Regions from separate parts of the Homo sapiens genome. Here region 1 is linked to region 2. A link is an interaction called in ENCODE POLR2A ChIA-PET data of the cell type or tissue named here. Cell type or tissue: Panc1. All regions are shown on one strand. Each heading gives the region's core, and the rest is flanking DNA. Links, peaks and the distances in the headings are about the cores only.

What was found. ChIA-PET counts read pairs that join two places held together with the same protein. Peaks named below come from ENCODE experiments on the same cell type or tissue, not always from the same donor. Only the 100,000 strongest peaks of a DNase experiment are listed, where the experiment ranks them.
Region 1: POLR2A ChIA-PET joins it to region 2 with 7 read pairs; 2 of 35 experiments call an interaction of 5 or more read pairs at or near these places.

What each region holds. Positions count from the first base shown.
Region 1 is chr13:100,425,879-100,435,714 of GRCh38, forward strand. The region is part of intron 20 of PCCA (propionyl-CoA carboxylase subunit alpha); the gene reads left to right. Among named protein-coding and RNA genes, the nearest start is that of PCCA-AS1, 50 kb to the right of the region's middle. In Panc1, for the core only: no CTCF peak of the experiment used is centred there; no DNase peak of the experiment used is centred there; H3K27ac peaks cover 2,628 bases.
Region 2 is chr13:100,244,257-100,254,883 of GRCh38, forward strand. The region is part of intron 8 of PCCA (propionyl-CoA carboxylase subunit alpha); the gene reads left to right. Among named protein-coding and RNA genes, the nearest start is that of PCCA, 160 kb to the left of the region's middle. In Panc1, for the core only: no CTCF peak of the experiment used is centred there; no DNase peak of the experiment used is centred there.

The DNA of each region.
Region 1 (9,836 bases), core at 58-5,057, 180 kb after region 2:
TATTTTAGAGGATCTTAAGTTTTAACCTGAGCATTTAATGTTTTCTTTTTTCAGACAATCCAAGAAGGTTCATGTATTGTACTTTGTTGTAAACAAGGAATTCTGCAGGCTTTTCTAAAAATGCTAGATTAGCTGTTTTTTTTTTTCCTCTGTGGGTTTTTAGTTGTAAAATACAACTTACTTTGTTACCTTTCTTTTCTGTGCAGTTGAAATTACGTAGTGTTAGGCTAGTAAAACTTGTGTTATTCAGGTTGACTTTCCACAGCTCACTGATGTCCTTTAAAAATTTAGTAATCTTAACTTATTAATCTTTCTTTTCGCCTCAATATAAAATGTCCTGCCTTGAGGAGATGCCTTGGAACCCAGAGTCGATAGAACATTTTTTGTAACCTGTGACTTCCATTTTAAAGTAGAAAGTTATGAAAAGAGATTCTGCCAAAATTCTTCACCTTACCTCATATTTGAGGTTTAGCGTTTTAGGAAAAAAAAAAAAATCATGGAACATGTGGCTATCACAGGCTAATAAAAATCTAGCCCCACCCATAGCATTAAATGCTCATTCTTTGTTCTTTTTTATGAAAATCATCTTAACTTGATTTTACACAGGAAACTGGTTTTAAAAACCTTGAGAAATCAGGATAATCACAGATTAAGACTACTTACTCCATACCTGATTCTTATCTACCTCTATGAGAGACCGGGATAGTGGACATCAGAATCCACAAAAACTATGTGATGACTGAACTGATTTCTAAGTCAGTTTCAATTGATATATTATCTCTATGGTTCCAAGTAACCTTGAACTCTTGGTAATAAGCCCTATATTTTGACTTTGGTTTTGTGACTTGTCCCAGTATATTTTTTCTCATTTTTTTAATTTTCTAACTCCTGTCTTTTCTCATATTTTATAACTTAACTCATATTATATAACTTTATATAATATTATATCAGTATAAATTATGAGTTGAAATAGTTTAAGACTCTTGAAAAAAATATCACTACATAATTTCACATTACTTAGATCCATGTATTATTATGTCTTTAAAAACTGTGGTGTCTGGGCACGGTGGCTCACGCCTGTAATCCCAGCACTTTGGGAGGCCAAGGCAGGCGGATCACCTGAGGTGAAGCGTTCCAGACCAGCCTGGCCAAAGACAGTGAAACCCTGTCTCCACTACAAATACAAAAATTAGCCGGGTGTGGTGGCGGGCGCCTGTATTCCTAGCTACTTGGGAGGCCAGGGCAGGAGAATCACTTGAATCTGGGAAGCAGAGGTTGCAGTGAGCCAGGATCACGCCATTGCACTGCAGCCTGGGCAACAGAACAAGACTCTGTCTCCAAAACAAACAAACAAAACAAACAAACAAAAAACTGTGGTTTTGTTATACTGGTTTATGTTCGATAGACTGTACAGTGCATCGAATATGTTATGGCTCAAGTGTTTGTCAGAGGGACATAGTGTTAACTCTCAGTAGTCAGAAGAAAGAGGTACAAACTCCTATTATGCAAATTTTTTGTATTGTGTTACTTTCATCATCCTTTTCAGTGAGTGCGCAGATAGTTGTCTTGATGGCACTTTTACATGTAGAATTTATAGCTAGATTAATAGGGATACATATGTAGAATAATCAAAAATATTTTCCCTAGTGTAGGGATCATGTTCGGTAAATCCCTTTTTAATCCTGTAAGTACTTTGCTACTAAAAGAATTAATGTGTCTGAAATAAGTGACCCCTTAAAGAGAGATCCCTTGACTCTTAGGAAGAGGTCGTTGCATCAAGTTAAGTACTCTCTAATTGGAAGGAAATAAACTCAGAGAGGTAAATGGTGTACTAGGAAAAACAGTCGTTTACCTAAAAAAAAAAAAAAGGTAAGGAGAGTTTTTCCTTGTGAAAGGGGATGGATTTTATTTACTTTCTGTAGGCATTAGCATTATATCGACTCTTTCCAAAAATGTAATGTGGCCCCTATGAAGATAATAACAATTGTAGTAATAATAAATAACACACAGTGCTTACTGTGTTATCAGGTGTAGTTTTAAGCATAGTACAGATATGAACTTCTTTGATCTTCACAATTGTATGAAGTAGGTGCTATTTATAGTTTTATAAATGAGACAACTGAGGCTCAGAGAAAAGTAAGTGACTTACTCAAGGTCACCAGCTAGTAAGAGGTAAAGCCATGATTTTTTTTTTTTCTTTTTAAATGAGACAGGATCTCGCTCTGTCACCTAGGCTAGAGTGCAATGGCACAATCTGGGTTCACCGCAGCTTTGACCTCCCAGGCTCCAGCGATCCTCCCACCTGAGCCCCCCAGGTAGCTGGGACTACAGGTGTGCCTGCCACCACACCCAGCTAATTTTGTTTATTTTGTAGAGATGAGGCCTCACTATGTTGCCCAGGCTGGTTTGGAACTCCTGGGCTCAAGCAACCCTGCCTCCTCCCCGACCCCCCCTACCCCCCACCCCCACCCCCACCCCCCCCACACCCTCAGCCTAGATCCATGATTTAAATCCGAGCAGTCTTGCTGTAGGTAGGATCCTTGCCATCAAGCATTGCAGGATGCTGAGGCAAGCTATGTAACTTCCTGGGCATCACAAAGCTAGGAAGAAGCAGAGCAAAAACTTGGTCCGTGGCAGTCATGTGTGCTTTCCCCCACTATGCTATAGTACTTTGCGATTTTTCCTATCACATTCTTCTTCAAATTATAATTACCTGTCATTCATGCTTTAAACCAGAGATGCTTAAACTTTAATATGCTTCAGAATCAACTAGAAGCCTTGTGGAAACTCAAGTTGTTGGACCCACCCATAGCTTACTCTGATTTAGCAGGTCTGGGCTAGGTCTGCATTTCTGGCAAGCCCCCAGGTAATGCTGCTGGTCTGGGCCACATTTGGACACCCTCTGCTTTAAACCTTTGTAGTCAGAGAATGAGCTGAGGAGTGGTGTGCCCCAGCAAGGTGGGTAGGAACCGAGTCACATGAGCCTTATTAAGGACATAGGAGAGGCTCTACTTTATCCCTAGGTCAGTAGGGACCCGTGGAAGAGCTTTCAGTAAGGAAGTGATGATTGAACAGAATTGTAGCTTACGAGGTTTTTTTGGTTTTTGGCTGCTTTGTGGAGAGTGGCTTGAAGAAGCATGAGGTGAAGATTGGAGGCAAAGAGAGAAGTCAGCAGATGTTAGGGATTCGGAGGTAAGAAGTCTCAGCAGCTGTGGGGATGAGGGCACTGTGTGCAGAAGGGATCTGCAAGCGTGACAGGAGAAAGAACTGGTGGCTTTACAGTCATCTGCTGATTTCTCTTCTGACCACTGTTAGCATGGGCAAACCTCCAAATTCTATTCCTGACTCCCCCTTTTCTCTCTCTGCTTGCTTCCTGGGCTGCATTGCTCCAAGAGTTCCAGCTTAACACCTCCAAGCAGATAGCTACGAAATGCAATTATAAGTGTTTGTGTGTCTCTTTGCAATTGTTTATTCTGAGAAATAAGGGATGAATATTACCAAAGGCATTTTTCAAGTGATTTTACAGTAATCACTTGAAATTGATTACTGTAGTAATTGATTACTATAGTAACTGTAGGTACTTTAAAGTAATAACTACAATTCTTTTTTCTCTGGATTTTTGAGCATACATATAAACTTTATATTCTTAAATAGTATTAAATATTACTATTTATCATTAACTTGTATCATTAAATTTTATTATTAAACCTCATTTAATATAAAATAATATGTATTATTATTATTTTGAGACACAGCCTCCCTCTGTTGCCCAGGCTGGAGTGCAGTGGTACGATCTTGGCTCACTGCAACCTCTGTCTTTCGGGTTCAAGCGATTCTCTTGCCTCAGCCTCTGGAGTAGCTGGGATTACAGACACGCACTACCATGCCTCGCTAATTTTTGTATTTTTAGTAGAGATGAGGTTTCGCCATGTTGGCCAGGCTGGTCTCGAACTCCTGACCTCAGGTCATCCACCTGCCTCAGCCTCCTAAAGTGCTGGGATTACAGGTGTGAGCCATCACACCCAGCCAAAAATATTTATTATATCTATATAAAAGCTAAAGAATGACCCAATGAAAACCTGTTTACCCACTATCTAGATTAAAAAAAAGAAAACAGGCTGGTCACTGTGGCTCACGCCTGTAATCCTAGCCTTTGGGAGGCCGAAGCAGGCAGATCACCTGAGGTTCGGAGTTCGAGACCAGCCTGACCAACGTGGAGAAACCCCGTCTCTACTAAAAATACAAAATTAGCCAGGCATGGTGGCGCATGCCTGTAATCCCAGCTACTCAGGAGGCTGAGGCAGGAGAATCCCTTGAACCCGGGTTGTGGTGAGCTGAGATCGCGCCATTGCACTCCAGCCTGGGCAACAAGAGTGAAACTCCGTCTCAAAAACAAACAAACAAACAAAAAACCAAAACATTATCAGTGCTATTTGTATCATTCTTCCTTGATTAAATCCTCCTTTCCAGTGTCCCTGAAGAACACCATTATGAGTTTTAAATTGATCACTACCTTGCTTTTCTTTAGGGATATTTATGAATACACCAACACTGTGAGCAGTATCTTGTTGAGCTGCTCTTGTTTTTGAACCTTGTAATTGCCCCCATCCTCTCTGTGTTCCTCCAGGAGTTGTCTTCTCCCCACCAGCATGATGTTTGTGAGCCTGGCCCATGTTGCTGCCTATAGCTGCAGTTTATCTACTTCCATACATCATATTAATATTACCACCAATTACTTATTCTCCTCTAAATAGACATCTGTGTTATTTTCCTTATTTTGTTGTCACAGTGATGCTTGTATGAACACCCTACTTCCTGTTTCCTCTTGACATAGGAGGTTCTCCAGGTCATGTGCCGGTATAACAGCCATGCTGTGGGGCCTGTGCTTTCTCATTCCTGCATGGCAAGGCCAGGTGGGTTTCTCTGTGTGGCTGTACCAGCTTATGTGCCCATCAGTAGTGAAGATGATAGTCACAATGAGAACAATGAACTAACCTTATTCTGTACTTATTATGCCCGGCACTGACTGTTCTAAGCACTTTGTATGTATGAATGCCCCCAAAAACCCAATAAAGTACGTACTAGTGTTATCCCTCATTTTGTATTTGGGAAAACAGAAGCTTGTAGAGGCTAAATTGCTTTCCCATCTGGTAGTAAATGGGAGTGCCAGAATTTGAACCAAGGAATCTGTGCCCTTAACATTTTTTTTCACATCCTGGTGAACCCTTGGCCTTCCCAGACTACTTAGGTTTTTCCTGACTGGTGGGTTTAGATGGCATCTCATTATGGTTTTAATGTATACTTCCCTGATTAGTATGACAATGAACATTGAAAATATATATTTATTGGCTCTCTTGTTTTCTCTTCTGTAAAATATCTGCTCATGACTTTTGCCCACTTTTTAAATTGGATTATCTTTTTCTTATTGACTCATAAAAGTTCTTCCTGCGTTATGGCTCCTTTTTGTCGTATGTGTTGATAAAGTAGCTTCTGTTTTTATTGTTTTAAGTTATCCAAGTTAAGTTTTAAGGCAAGATTTAATGTCAGAATTTTCAATATTTTCCTTTATGGTTTGTGTGTTTTGCGTTTGTGTAGATAATCTTGTTCTACTCCTAAGCTCACAAAGATACCTATATTTTCTTTTAAACCTTTTTAAATTGTGCTTTTCAAAGTTAACTACTTAATCCTCATGGGATTGATTTTTGTACACGGTATGAGTGGCTCACGCCTGTAATCCCAGCACTTTGAGAGGCCGAGGTGGGTGGATCACGAGGTCAGGAGATCGAGACCATCCTGGCTAACACAGTGAAACCCCATCTCCACTAAAAATACAAAAAATTAGCTGGGTGTGGTGGCGGGCGCCTGTAGTCCCAGCTGCGTGGGAGGCTGAGGCAGGAGAATGGTGTGAACCCAGGAGGCAGAACTTGCAGTGAGCTGAGATCGCGCCACTGCACTCCAGCCTGGGTGACAGAGTGAGACTCCATCTCAAAAAAAATAATAATAATAAATAAAATAAAATACAGATACCAGGCCGGGTGTGGTGGCTTAAGCCTGTAATCCCAGCACTTTGGGAGGCCGAGGCGGGTGGATCACCTGAGGTAAGGCGTTTGATACCAGACCAGTCTGACCTGTAACATGGTGAAACCCTGTCTTTACTGAAAATACAAAATATTAACCGGGGATGGTGGTGCACACCTGCAGTCCCAGCTGCTCAAGAGGCTGGACCCCTGCACTCCAGCCTGGGCAACAAAGCAAGACTCCATCTCAAAAATAAATAAATAAATAAATAAATAAACAAACAAACAGATAACTCGTTATGCCAGCACAATTTAATGATAGTCGTGCTTCTCTTCCCTTACTACCTTGCCACCACCTCACCTTTCCAACCCCGAAATTCTTTAAAAGCGGTTTCTGTGATTCTCAATTAATTGTAAATAAAAAGATGATTTTTCGCTTAATACGATCCTCAGTATATTTGCTTCTGTGAGCTCTCAGTCAGTTGCACTCTTTTATTTTTTGTTAATCTTCTGGAAACCCTTAGCCAAGGGCATCAGATGATATTTGAGATACACCTTAGAAAAACGTGTTTGTGAATCAACAGGCAAATTGGGAAGTATTCATTTAGGGAAGTAATGAGAGCTAAACATGGAAAAATAGGTTGGAGGACCAGATAGTGAATGAGAGCCTGAAGAATCTATGCTTTTCAGTCAGCAGTGGAGATATTACAACTTTTTGCAGAGTACAGTAACGTCCATCAAAATGCCATTGTAGAATATTAATGTGTCCTCATAATAGAGGAGGGGTTAAGGGATTGAAGGGTGAAGTGGAGATGGAGTTCATTTAGAAGACAATCCTATTACTGCCTTCATCCTCCACTAGGGTGCAAGCAGTGTAGAGAAAAAGGGGGTTGAGTTTGAGAGAAACCTATGTTTCCATGCATAGAAACCACTTTCTGTTTCTATGAATTTGACTACTGTGGGTATGGGTACCGCCTATAAATGAAATGGTATAGTATTTGTCTTTTGTGACTGGCTTATTTCACTTAGCATACTGTCTTCAAGGTTCATCCAGGTTATAGCATGTGACAGGATGTCTTTCCTTTTTATGGCTGAATAATATTCCATTGTGTGAATATACTACATGTTGTTTATCCATTCCTCTGTCAACGGACATTTGGGTTGTTTCTACCTTTTGGCTGCTGTGAATTATGCTTCCATGAGCATGGGTGTACAAATATCTGTTTGAGTACCCCATTCTTTTGGGCATATGCCCAGAAGTGGAATTGCTGGATCACGTGGTAATTGTATGTTTAATTTTTTGAGGAACCTCCATAGTTGCTGCACCATTTTACATTCCCATTAGCAGTGCACAATAATTTCAGTTTCGTGCCATCTTTGTTAACACTTGTTATTTTCTGTTTTGTTTTGTTTTTTAATAATAGCCATCCTATTGGGGGTGAAGTGGTATCTCATTGTGGAGCAGGACTTATCTAGATAGTAACTGAAGAAAAAGCATTCCGAATACTTCTAGGATGTGTCCTTCCTATATTGGTATTACTCTGTAACCAGTTCACTGCACAAGTGGCACTTTTTTCAGTCCAAGTAGAAGCAAGTTTCTTAGAGCTGTTTTTTTTTTTAAACCCTTTATTTCAACTTCTTTCCTTCCCATATATAAAACCACATACCATTCTAACAGTCTGTAATGTTGCTACCAGGTAATAAACAAGCCATACTGTATTTGGGAGAGGAGGGTGTGTTTCAAAGTCTAGTTCATTGTAATATCAAAACTGGTAAAACCTCTCCTCTCTAAACTCAGTTTGACCTCACACTGAGAAACCTTTACTAGTGCAGAGGAGAATGTTGCTTTCTTCTTGCTTGCTTTATATTGTAGGGGCAAAAGGGTGTGATCCCACTCCTCCCCATCATAAGGGTGTCCATGGCAGACACTCCTATAACAAAAGACAGGTTAACAAGAGAAAAGTATAACTGATTTATTTAATCAAAGTTTTATGTGACATGAGAGTCTTCAGAACAGAGATCCAAAGATACAAGGAAAGCTGTCCATTTTAATGCTTAGGTTTAATGAAGAATGGGCAGCCGTGTAAAACTGATGGGACAAAGAATGTAAGTGAATGCTAGTAGGCTGAGAGGAACCCAGCAAGGCCTATGTTCAGATCTTCCTGGCCTCTCTTGTACTATTTCTTCCTCCCAGGTATGGGACAAGACCCATCTGGGATGACGGTCTTATGACCTGCTACTGTTGTAGAGAAGGGTAGGCCAGAGAATTTCTTTATGAGCAGCTCTTAGAAAGGCAGGGAGGGGTTAGAGTCCTCTTTCTGGTTTCATAGTTGTCTTTGCGGGAGAGGAATTCTGATGTCTGTGACTCATCTCAGGAGAGAATGAGGGGTGAGAGACAGGAAGGCAGAAGGTCAGAGATCTTAGTTCTGAGGTTACTTCTGAGGCCTTCTCTTTGGGGTATCATTTTCTGAGCCTCAACAATACCCTTTTCTACTTCAGAGCTGCTATATTGGGTCTCTCAGAATTTGCAGTATGGGGTAAAGATGAGAAGAGCATGGCAGGAAGAACCAGGTTTTCTGGGGCAGAGGCAACCTGGCATTCACTCTCTTGGGGCATGGCAGATGTCCAAAGCTGGCCGGTAGCCCTGGGATACTTTCATGTGGATTTGGGGGAACTTCTCACCTGCAGAACACTTAATGCCTCCTGTCTTTTCCAGTTGCCTTTGGTCTCCTGAGCAACTACTGTGTTGACTCTGAATGTTCTCACTGGGCATGGTCCCTCATAATGACCCCGCCTGCTTTTCTCCTGCACAATCCACGTCTGGCCACAGGAAATAGTAATAAGTCCTTGCCTCACCAAACCAACAAAGTACAAGCTTCTCTTCTTGGTCTGTCTCTAAGAATTCGCATGAATAAGTGATTCTCATGAAGTCGCTTTCACGTAGCTTAAGCAGAGTTCAGCCTTAAATTCTAAGCTTAAGAATTCGACCTCCTCAAATTAATTTTCCTCTTTTATTCTTTTAAGGTGGGAGATGGACAGTCACTGGTCCCACAGCTTCCTAGCACATTCTACCAGGTAGCCTTGGCTAGCATCTGACTTAAAGATGTATGGGTACTTGGCGTCTACTTCTTTTTGTTGCTGAACCCCTGTGATTCCATGAAAAGTAGTGCGTTCATCTGTTCTTATATTGCTATAAAGAAAAACCTGAGACTGCATAATTTATCAAGAAAACGGGTTTAAATGGCTCATGGTTCTGCCAGCTGTACAGGAAGTATGGTGCCAGCATCTGCTCAGCTTCTGGGGAGGGAGGCCTCAGGGAGCTTTCAGTCATGGTGGAGGCAAAGCAGGAGGAGGAGCATCACAGGGCAAGAGCAGGAATGAGGGTGAGAGAGAACGGGGAGGTGCCCCACTCTTTTAAACAACCAAGATCTACCTCTGTGATCCAAACACCTCCCACCAGGCCCCACCTGCCATGTCGAGAATCACATTTCAGCAAGAGATTTGGAGCGGACACATCCAAACCATATTAAGGAGCATTTAACTTCTTTATCTGATTAGATGAGTAAGTAGTTGGGAAGGCAACTTACCTTTGCTTCAGGAATTAGCTCCCGATTCATCCAGTCCGATCACGTGTATTCATGTTCCTGGTTTTCATTGGTAAACTTCATAAGTTTAATATTACCCATTAAATTCCTTTAAAAGTAAGTTGTATTTTGGTGTATACTGTCACTGGTAGAGGGTCATGATTGCAAGTTATCCAGGTTCTTGGCGTTTTGAACAAAGAATTGGACAACATGTCCAGCAAAGCAAACAATGAAG
Region 2 (10,627 bases), core at 2,521-7,520:
TTGAAGTGATGTGGTCATTTGAGATTAGAATGATATTCCCTGGGAGACAGGAACTTGTGTTCTGTGGCTTTTTTTCTTCTTTCTTTTCCAATGGGTGCTTATATTTTCTTTTATTATTCCAACATGCACATTTGGGTTTAAGCATAATTTCACAAGTTCTTTTTCTGTCTTTTACTGTTAAATTTGCTGTTTCTGTCTCCCTTTATTTCTCTCAGTCCTTCATCTTCTTTCTCTTGTTTTATTGTTAGTCATTCGTGAATACCATTTTTTTCCTTTTTCTATTACTCTGTTGGAAAAGGCTGTGCATAACATTCAGGCAGGAATGTGGAAACACATTGTAATGTGAAAAAAACATTGCTTTTTTTGTTTGGAAACTTCCTGTGTGTGAAGCGTTTTGCTCTAATCTGGGCACTGAAATGCACTGATTTCCGATCCCTGGAGCAGAGTTAGGGATCTAGTATTTTTATTTGCCTAAGTAGAGAGAAATAGGCAGGCAAAATCAGTTTTTCCTTTCTCTGCCAAAGAAATAGTGTCATAAAATAGTGTCATGTATTGGTTTGTTTAGTGTATAATACATCTGGATTATATTTTTGTAGGTACTGAATATTGATTCTTATTTAAATATGTTTATATAGTTATTTGTATATATGTGTATGACAGACTGAGGAAAGGCTGTGTGTGTGTGTGTGTGTGTGTGTGTGTGTGTGTGCGCAGTAGTAGAGATGTGGATAAATCATAGACTCCAACATATATATGTTTACTAGTTACTGGATAATTACAGACCCCAAATAGTATTGATGCAAATGTGCATCACCTCAGTCTGAGGTCTGCCAACTCGAATGATACTCCAAAACTAAACTGATAATGATGAAACTAAATATAACTATTTTGTGATTTAAAGAGAGCAATAAAATCAGTGGAAAATTATGATCAAATAAAAAATGAGTAATGCATTGATAGTAGAGTGTATTTCCCCAATTTGTTTGAATTTAAACTGTTTCCTTGTTTGTATCTACAGCAGGAATTTTTCAGTGTTAGTCACATGGTGCATGGCAGCCAAATTTCCCAGTAGATTCTGAACTAGATTCCTTGGAAAACTCTAGTAATATGCTAAATTTAATTGGAGTTTGTGGAGTTGTCATTAGTTCACCAGACCTCGACTATACCACATTTTTACAGCCCCTCTCCTGTCACTTTAAACAACACAGATTTAGTTTTTCTTCATTCTGTGTGTTCAATTCTCATTCGTCAGGTTGTAGGGTGAGAAGGAGGCATTTTGTTCTATGCTATCCTTATTCAGTGGCTAAGGCTGATGGAGTTTCCACCATCTGCAATGTCATAGATTACAGAGGCAGGACACAGAAAAGCCTCAGTTTTGGTAATCATCAATAAGACATTCTTCATGACAAGGTGTTTACTATTATATCTCATTGTGTGGCTTTGAAATTTGCAGATTGTCACCACCATCTCCTAAATATTTCTTGAATTTATCTACTTCTCTGCATTTCTGTTGCTATTCTCTTTGTTTAAGGTAGTGTCATCCCTTGCCTACATCACTGTAACAGCTTTTGAAATGTACTCCTCTTATCATAGCTTGTAATCCCTTGGAGGTAGACTCTGGAAGCTTATTGGGGGAAATAATTTTGGGACCAATACCTGAGGGGGAATGAAGGAAACTGAGCCAAGGGAAAAGTTGAATTGATTCTCTCTCAACAAAGCCATCAGCTAATAATTTAGAGAGCTGTGAATATTTGTTGGTCTTTTTTAGTTGTTCCAAGTTCGGGCAAGAGGATTCAGCCTTTATACACCTGTATCAACTATCTAGGGGGTGTGGGCTGCCCCTAGGAAGGGGCATGACCTTAGGCAGAAAGCCGAGGACAAGTCAGCTTTTGGTTGACAATACTTACAACAGTTGGGGCAATGTCCTGAACTAGGGATCTGGGCAGAAAACTGTACTTAATAACTTTGAGATATATTTTTCATGATTGTTCATTTCTAAGTAATTTCAGATTTCTGCTATGATTTTGACTCATATGTTATTTGGTGATGTATTTTAATTCTTTAATTTTTTGAGATAGAGTCTTGCTCTGTCATTGAGGCTGGAGTGCAGTGGTGTGATCACGGCTCACTGTAGCCTCAACCTCCTAGGCTCAAGCGATCCTCCCACCTCAGCCACTGGAGTAGCTGGGACTACAGGCACATGCCACCACTTTTGGCTAATTTTTGTTGTTGTTGTTGTTTTTGTATTTTTTGTAGAGACAGGGTTTTGCCATGTTGCCCAGGCTGGTCTCAAATTCCTGGGCTCTACTGATCCTCCTGCTTTGGCCTCCCAAAGTGCTAGAATTACAAGTGTGAGCCACCATGCCAAGCCTAGTGATATATTTCTAAATAACTGAAAAAAAAATAGTTTTTTATTATTATTGATTTCTAACTTAATTGCTTTGTGGTCAGAGAGTATCATGTTTTTCATTTAAAAATCTTTCAGATTTGATGAAAATTGCTTTATGGCTAAGGAATAAGTCACTCTGATACATATTCTGTATGTTCCTGAAAAGAGTGTATATTCTCAAATTATTATATGCAATGTCTTATAGAAAACTCAAGAGGTCAAACCTACCTATTGGGATATTCAAAACTTCTAGTGAGTTTTTTTTTTTTTTTTTAATTAAGACAATGGAGTCTCACTCTGTCACCCAGGCTAGAGTGCAATGGTGCGATCTTGGCTCAATGCAACCTCCGCCTCCCGGGTTCAAGTGATTCTCCTGTCTCAGCCTCCTGAGTAGCTGGGATTACAGGCACCCACCACCATGCCCGACCAAGTTTTATAGTTTAGTAGAGATGGGGTTTCACCATGTTGGCCAGGCTGGTCTCGAACTCCTGACCTCGGGTCATCCGCCCACCTTGGCCTCCCAAAGTGCTGAGATTACAGGCATAAGCCACTGCGCCCAGCCTGTGTGGGTTTTTTTTTTTTTTTTTTTTGAGACAGAGTCTCACTCTGTCGCCCAGACGGGAGTACAGTGGCATGATCTCGGCTCACTGCAAGCTCCCCTCCCAGGTTCACACCGTTCTCTTGCCTCAGCCTCCCAAGTAGTTGGGACTACAGGTGCCTGCCTCCACGCCCGGCTAATTTTTTGTATTTTCAGTAGAGACGAGGTTTCACCATATTAGCCAGGATGGTCTTGATCTCCTGAGCTCATGATCTGCCCGCCTCTGCCTCCCAAAGTGCTGGGATTACAGGTGTGAGCCACCGTGCCCGGCCTTTTTTTTTTTTTTTTGAGACAAAGTCTCGCTCTGTCACCTAGGCTGGAGTGCATTGGCACAATCTGGGCTCACTGCAACCTCTGCCTCCCGGGTTCAAGCAATTCTCCTGCCTCAGCCTCCCGAGTAGCTGTGACTACAGGTGCCTGCCACCACACCTGGCTAATTTTTTTGTATTTTTAGTAGAGATGAGGTTTCACCATGTTGGCCAGGCTGGTCTCGGACTCCTAACCTTAAGTAATCCGCCCACCTCGGCCTCCCAAAGTGCTGGGATTATAGGCATGAGTCACCACATCCAGCCTTTTTGTGATGTTTTTGGATATCTGATGGACCTATATTTGAAAAAGTGATTTTCCAATTTTTCCTTGCTCGTTAGGTTTTGTCCCTGTTTAGATAATAGGTGTATTACAGTGTATCGTGTTTCCTTGGCTATCAAAACATAATGACCAATTTTTGTTTTCAAGTCTAATTATGATATTAATATTCCTAAACAAGCTTATTTTTGTTTTATCCTTGTATCATTCTTTATCTTTTTCATCTGCCAGTGAACTGTTGTTTTAGGTGTGTCTCTTGTAAGTGCACATCTAAATTTGGACTGGATTTTTATTTTATTGTTTTTCTATTCAGCCTGCTGGAGCTTGTCTTTTAGCTGGAGAGTTTAGTCCATTTATATTTATTGTATTTAAAATTATATTTTGATTTATTTATATAATCTACTTTTTGGGGGTTTTGTTTGTTCCATTCTTTGGATTCTGTTTTCTTTCTTGGCTTCTTTTTGATGACGACTTTAAAAAAAATGTCTCTTGTTCTTATTTTATGTCCCCTTCCCATTCCTCCCTCCACTATGTTGGAAATTTTATACTCTATTTCTATTGTTTCAGTGCTTGCTATAGAAATTTCAACTTGGAGACATTCCTTCAGGTGTCCTTCATCTTTGGCAACATTTAGTGTTGTCAGTGTTTTGGATTTTAGCCATTCTAATAGGCACATAGTAGTATCTCATAGTTTCAGTTTGCAGTTCCCTCATGACATATAATATTGAGCATCTTTTCATGCTATTATTTGCTATCTGTGTTTCTTTTTTATTGAGATGTCTCTTCAAATCTTTTGTTAATTTTTCAATTGGGTGGTTTGTTTCCTGGTTGAGTTTTAAGAGCTCTGTGTATTTTGGATACAAGTTCTTTCTTAGGTATGGGTTTTGTAAATATTTTCTCCCAGTCTAGAACTTATGTCTTTATTCTTTTTTTTTGAGATGGAGTCTCACTCTTGTTGCCCAGGCTGGAGTGCAGTGGCGCGAGCTTGGCTCACTGCAACCTCCGCCTCCCGGGTTCAAGTGATCCTCCTGCCTCAGCCTCCTGAGTAGCTGGGATTATGGGCACCCGCCACCACGCCTGGCTAATTTTTTTTTTTTGTACTTGTAGTAGAGATGGGGTTTTGCCATGTTGGCCAGGCTGGTCTCGAACCCCTGACCTCAGGTGATCTGCCCACCTCGGCCTCCCAAAGTGCTGGGATTACAGGCATCAGCCACCATGCCCGGCTGTGTCTTTATTCTTTTAAGAATGTTATTTGGGCTGCAGAAATTTTTATTTTAATGAAGTTAAATGTGCCAATTTTTAATGGTTTGTGCTTTTGGTGTTATATGTAAAAACTCATTGCTAAACCAAAGTCACCTAGATGTTCTTCTATTTTTTCTCTAGAAATTTTATAGTTCTGCAATGTATATTTAGGTCTGAGATCCATTTTGAGTTAATTTTTGTGAAAGGTATAAGGATTGTGGCAAGATTAATTTTCTTGCATAATGAATATCCAGTTATTCCAGTACCCTTTGTTTGGAAAGACTATCTGCATTTAATTGCCATTGCTTCTTTGTCATAGTTCAGTTGACTGTATTTGTGTGGGTCTACTTCTGGGCTCTTGAGTAATTTGTCTGTCTTAGACAATACCATACTGTCTTGATGTCTGTAGCTTTATAGTAAGTCTTGAAGTTGGGTATTGTTAGTCTTTTGAATTTGTTCTTTTTCTTCAATATTGTGATGCCTATTCTGGGTCTTTTCCTTTCCATATAAACTTTAGAATCAGTTTGTGGATATCTACAAAATAAATTGCTAGGACTTTGATTTTAATTGTGTTCAACCTATAGATCACGTTGAGGAGGATTGATATCTTAACAATATTGAATCTTCCTATCCATGTACATTGATTATCTCTACATTTAGATTTTCATCCATTTCTTTCGTCAGAGTTTTGTAGTTTTCCTCATAGATACACTGTATGTATTTTAAGATTCATGCCTATTTTATTTCTTTAGTGCTAATGTAAATGTCACTATTTTAATTTCAAATTCCAGTTGTTCACTGCTGGTATATAGGAATGTGATAATCTTTTGTATATTAATTTGTATTCTGTAACCTTACTATAATTGCTTATCAGTTCCAAGAATTTTGTTGTTATTGCTGATTTTTTTGGAATTCCTTCATAGACAGTCATCTTATCCACTAGTGAAGACAGTTCTATTTATTCCTTTCCAGTCTGTTTACTCTTTATTTCCTTTTCTTAACATACTTCATAAGCTGGAATCTGCAGTCAGATGTTGAATAAGAGTTGTAAGAGGGGACATTCTTGTATTTTTCCTGATTTTTGGGAGAAGGCATCCAGTTTCTTGTCATTAAGTGTAATGTTAACTGTAGGCTTTTTGTGTATATTCTTTATCAAGTACAAGAAATTTCTCTTTATTCCTAGTTTGCTAAACTCAGTGATTGTTGATTTTTGTTAAATGCTTTTTCTGCATCTATTTATATGATCATAGGATTTTTCTTCTTTAGCCTGTTAATGTGATGGATTACATTAATTGATTTTTGGATGTTGAATCAGCTTTGCATACCAGGATTAAATCCCATTTGGTCATGGTATATAATTCTTTTTATATATTATTGGATTTTTTAGTCATTTTAATATCTAAAAACTTAATTTTAAAATGTTTGCTTTTTTCTTATTTATCTCATCATGTTTATTTTTTTCTCCAAATCATTTTACCTGTTTGTAATAGCTGTAACTTATAATAGTATTTGTAACAACTGTTTTAAGAGTCTTCATTTCTGGGTTTCTTTCTGTCAGCTATTTTCCTTCTGATATGAATCACATTTTGCATCTTTACCTATCTCTTAATTGTTGATTGGATTCTAGACATTGTAAATGTTACATTGTGTGTTTGGATTTTGTTACCTTTATTTAAAAGGTATAGATGTTTAGTCTGGCAGGTACATTAATTTTGTTTAGGTTAAGGCCTTTTAGGCTTTAAAAAAGTTTTCTTAGGGCAAGTCTAGCATAGTCCTTTCTCGTGTTCTGATTAAACAAGCTTGTATTATGCTGTCTCTCTACCCGTCACACTTCCTGTCCTTTGGTTCATAATTTCTATTTCATTATACGTCTATGGTTTTTTCGTAGTATAATGTAAACCCATGAAAGATGTAGGCAGGAGAGAGATATAATAGTATATATACCTTAAGAAAATTTCACTGACCACTATGTGGCTTGGATGGGGGCAACTGTAGTAGTGGGGAGTTCTGCTAGTAGGCCAGTACAAGAGTCCTGGACTGCTGGTAGTTTGTGTAAGTATTATGATTAAGTATTATGATAACTGAGATAAAGAAAAGTGAATAGATTTGATCTTTTTAAATAAAGAATTTATAAGAGTTTCATACTATCCAGCAGTTGTGCTCTTACACATAGATCCAGGAAGCTCATATACAAAGTTCCAGACAACAAGTACAAAAATATTCAAAGGACCATTGTTATATAAATAGAACAGGTTACAGTCTGAATGTTCATTCACAGTGGAATGGATAATGCTGCAGTATGTTTGTAGGTGACATAGATTACAGCAGTAAAAATAATGACTTACAGCTGCTCAGATTAACTAATAGATTTACTTAGTAACTCTTACTTTGCATGTTATTCTTTAGGCAGTTTCAGCCACTGCAGAAACAACAAAGAAGACAGGCAAAGATCTTTGTCTTTATGTTTTTTTAATCATTGTGCAGTGAACAATGTAGATATTGACTAAAGCAAGAATCATTAAAGTTCATTTTTAATAATGGGTGAAAATTGTTTGGATATAGGATCATCACAGTTTCAAAGTATCAATCTACAGATTATTTGCTAAGAAAAAATGGCATACTTTCTGTGAGGAAATTTAATGGATGCCATCTTAAGTAATCAAGCTTTATCAGTTTGGGATAAATTGACTTTTTATTTTACTTTTGATGCGATGGAAGAACTCGAGGATACAATATCAACTATGTTGTATTTAAGATTTGTTAAACATCTTGAATTTAATGAGTGAATAATCAGGTATATTCAAATTGTGGAATATTCTATCAAACAACCACCCTGGGTTCTTCAGAAATATCATGGTCATGAAGAACTCCCCCCGCCATCAGCACAAAACAACAAACACAAACCCACACTTTCCCTTCTGGGGAGGCTGAGGGGGTTCAAAAGGCAAGTGAACTACTTTACATTAGAGGAGCACAAAGAAACGAAACAAAGCAATGCGTACTATCTATGTAATTCTCATGAGCAACTTTCATCTGGGGATTTCCTTCCTTTCTGTCCTAGTTCTTTCTCGGAGTGGGGTGTCTTTTCTCTTCTGAGGTCCTATTACCCATATCAGGGCCTATTCTATCCATCTAGAGGACTGTTCAACTTCCTGAAATATCTTTTGTTTTCTTTTTACCTTGGACCTTTCCTTGAGGAAACAAAGGCCTTGTAGTTAATTATAGGTGTTTTGCAATTGGTTATTTAAAGAAGATCCCCATTCCCCATCACATCTCCTTGATTCATGAGAGATTTCTGATTAGTACCGCTGGATTAGGAATAAGACATTTTCTAAGAAATACTTTTCTTTTCCCTTCTTTTTATTTTTCCTTTCCCATTAGTATATTCTATGAAATTTTAATTCAAGAAATTGTAGGTGAGAAAACCACATAAGATTCTTTATTATACAGCGTACCACTGTTGCATCAATAGGGTGTCATTTTATCAGCTTTTAAGTTACCAGGTTGTGCTACCATGTGTGGCTTGGGTTTTGCTTGAAAAGTAAGGTTATTTATTGTGTCTTGAGTAGGTAAATGTGACATTATCAGTTGGTCAAAAAAGATAATTCTTTTTAACTTGGAATCCATAACTAAATGGAAAATCTCCTAAGCTCCTAGAATCTTCCTTCATTCATCCCCTTATCTTCCACATCCAAACTGTCGCTAACTCTAGTCTTTGTCTTTCTCTCTATCTCTGTTGCTAGCTGGACTGCTGCAAAGGCTTCCTCATCAGCTCCTTGTTTCTACCTTTGCCCTTTCACCATTCATTCATTGCACAGCAGCCAAAGTGATCTTTTAAAATGCTGTATTAGGTACTTCCCTTTCCTGTATCACACCTTCCAACTTGTTCCTTCTGTCTGGACTCATCCCCCCTCACTGATTTTCAGAGTGCTCGCTCTATCTTGTCATTAGGTTCTCAGTTTAAATACTAGTTTTCTCAGAGAAGCATTTTCAAGGAGCAGTAACCCTGTCACTCTCAGTTACATTTATTCCCTCCGTGTTATAGCAGTCATCACTATCTTACATTGTGTATAAGACATACATGCACTTATTTATTTATATTAATATGTGTATATACATAAAGAAATACTGCAGCCTTGACCTCCTGGGCCCAAGCTGTCCCCCCAGCTCAGCCTCCCAAGTAGCCGGGATTAGAGGTGTGAGCCACTCCACCCGACTCAGACATATATTTAGATGCATGTATGTTTGTATATCATTGTCTGCTAGATAGCAGGGAGTTTTCTGAATCGTTGGCCTTTGTAGCCTGCAGAGAGCCAGATAAGGCTTATAGTGTATATTCAGTAAACATTTTTTAAACTGATGAATACAAATTTGATAGTAGAGTTAGAAAGAAGGCTGCTTGCTTTGTGGTAGAAAGTAAGACGCACTGGTAGCTGGGAGGTGAGGGACCCAGAGAAGATGTCCTGTCCTGCACTTAAACCTGCCCTTGAAAACTGAGTCCAGAAAAGTAGCAATGGAAACTTTGTAGTACTTTGCTAACCTAAGTTTCTGTATTTTCTTCGTATATTTTGTCATATAGTATTAGTAGATTTCTTTTCGGAAGCATTAGTGCCTCTTTTATTGTGCAGAAGAGAATAAGGAGTGGAGACTGTCTCTGTGTTGGAGGTTCAGTGTCAGTAGGGGAGTCACTTCTGTGTCTGGGGTGAGGTAAGGTAGTAGCAGTAAGCATCCCATGAGAGGACCTGGAAGGTGAGGAAAAACTTGGGAAGGGCACTAGAGCCTGATTTTTTTTTTTTTTTTTTTAAAGCAGTCTCTTCTACTAGGACTTTCACCTCCTTTTACGAGTAGAATTTGTATTTTGTTATGCTCTGTGTATTAGTCCATTCTCACACTGCTAATAAATACATACCTGAGACTGGGTAGTGTATAAAGAAAAAGAGGTTTAATGGGCTCACAGTTACACATGGCTGGGGAGGCCTCACGATCATGGTGGACGGTGAATTAAGAGCAAAGTCATGTCTTAACATGGCACCAGGCAAGAAGAGAATGAGTGCCAGCAGGGGAAATACCAGACACTTACGAAACCATCAGATCTCATGAGAACTCACTCACTATCACGAGGACAGTGTGGGGAAAACCGCCCTCATGATTCAGTCACCTCCCGCCAGGTCCCTCCCACAGCACATGGGGATTATTACATTTCAAGATGAGATTTGGGTGGGGACACAGAGCCAACGCTTATCATTCTGTTTCAAACATATGTCAGCTGAAGAATACAAAATTAAACAAATACAGTATAGACAAGAGTCAAGCACAGAAGTAAGTGCTCCAGTGGATGAGAAAATGTGAGAGAACATTAGTGGAAATTTCATGTCCAGATGAGGTGAGGGGTAACAAGTACCATCAACTTGATCATTTCTGATTTTTCCAGGAATGCCAACTTTTGACTAAATATTTTTTTCCTTCCACTTCCCATTTACTTATCTTAATTAGAGTGGCAGGGACACAAGAAAGTAGGGATGAGGGACTGAACTGTTGGATATTATTTAACATTATCTGTGTGGATTATTCTTTTCCCTCCTCTTCAGATTTCTAAGTATTGTTTCTCCATGGTGTGGTGACAGCATATGTACTGCCTGAAATCGATTTGGCATAAGAAGTTGAGTAGAAAACCTTACTGTTACATTATTTCAGAATATAGCTCAATGGTTAAATTAAGAGTTAGTATCAGCCAGGTTCAGTGGCTTATGCCTGTAATCCCAGCACTTTGGGAGGCCAAAGCGGGAGGATTGCTTAAGGCCAGGAGTTCCAGA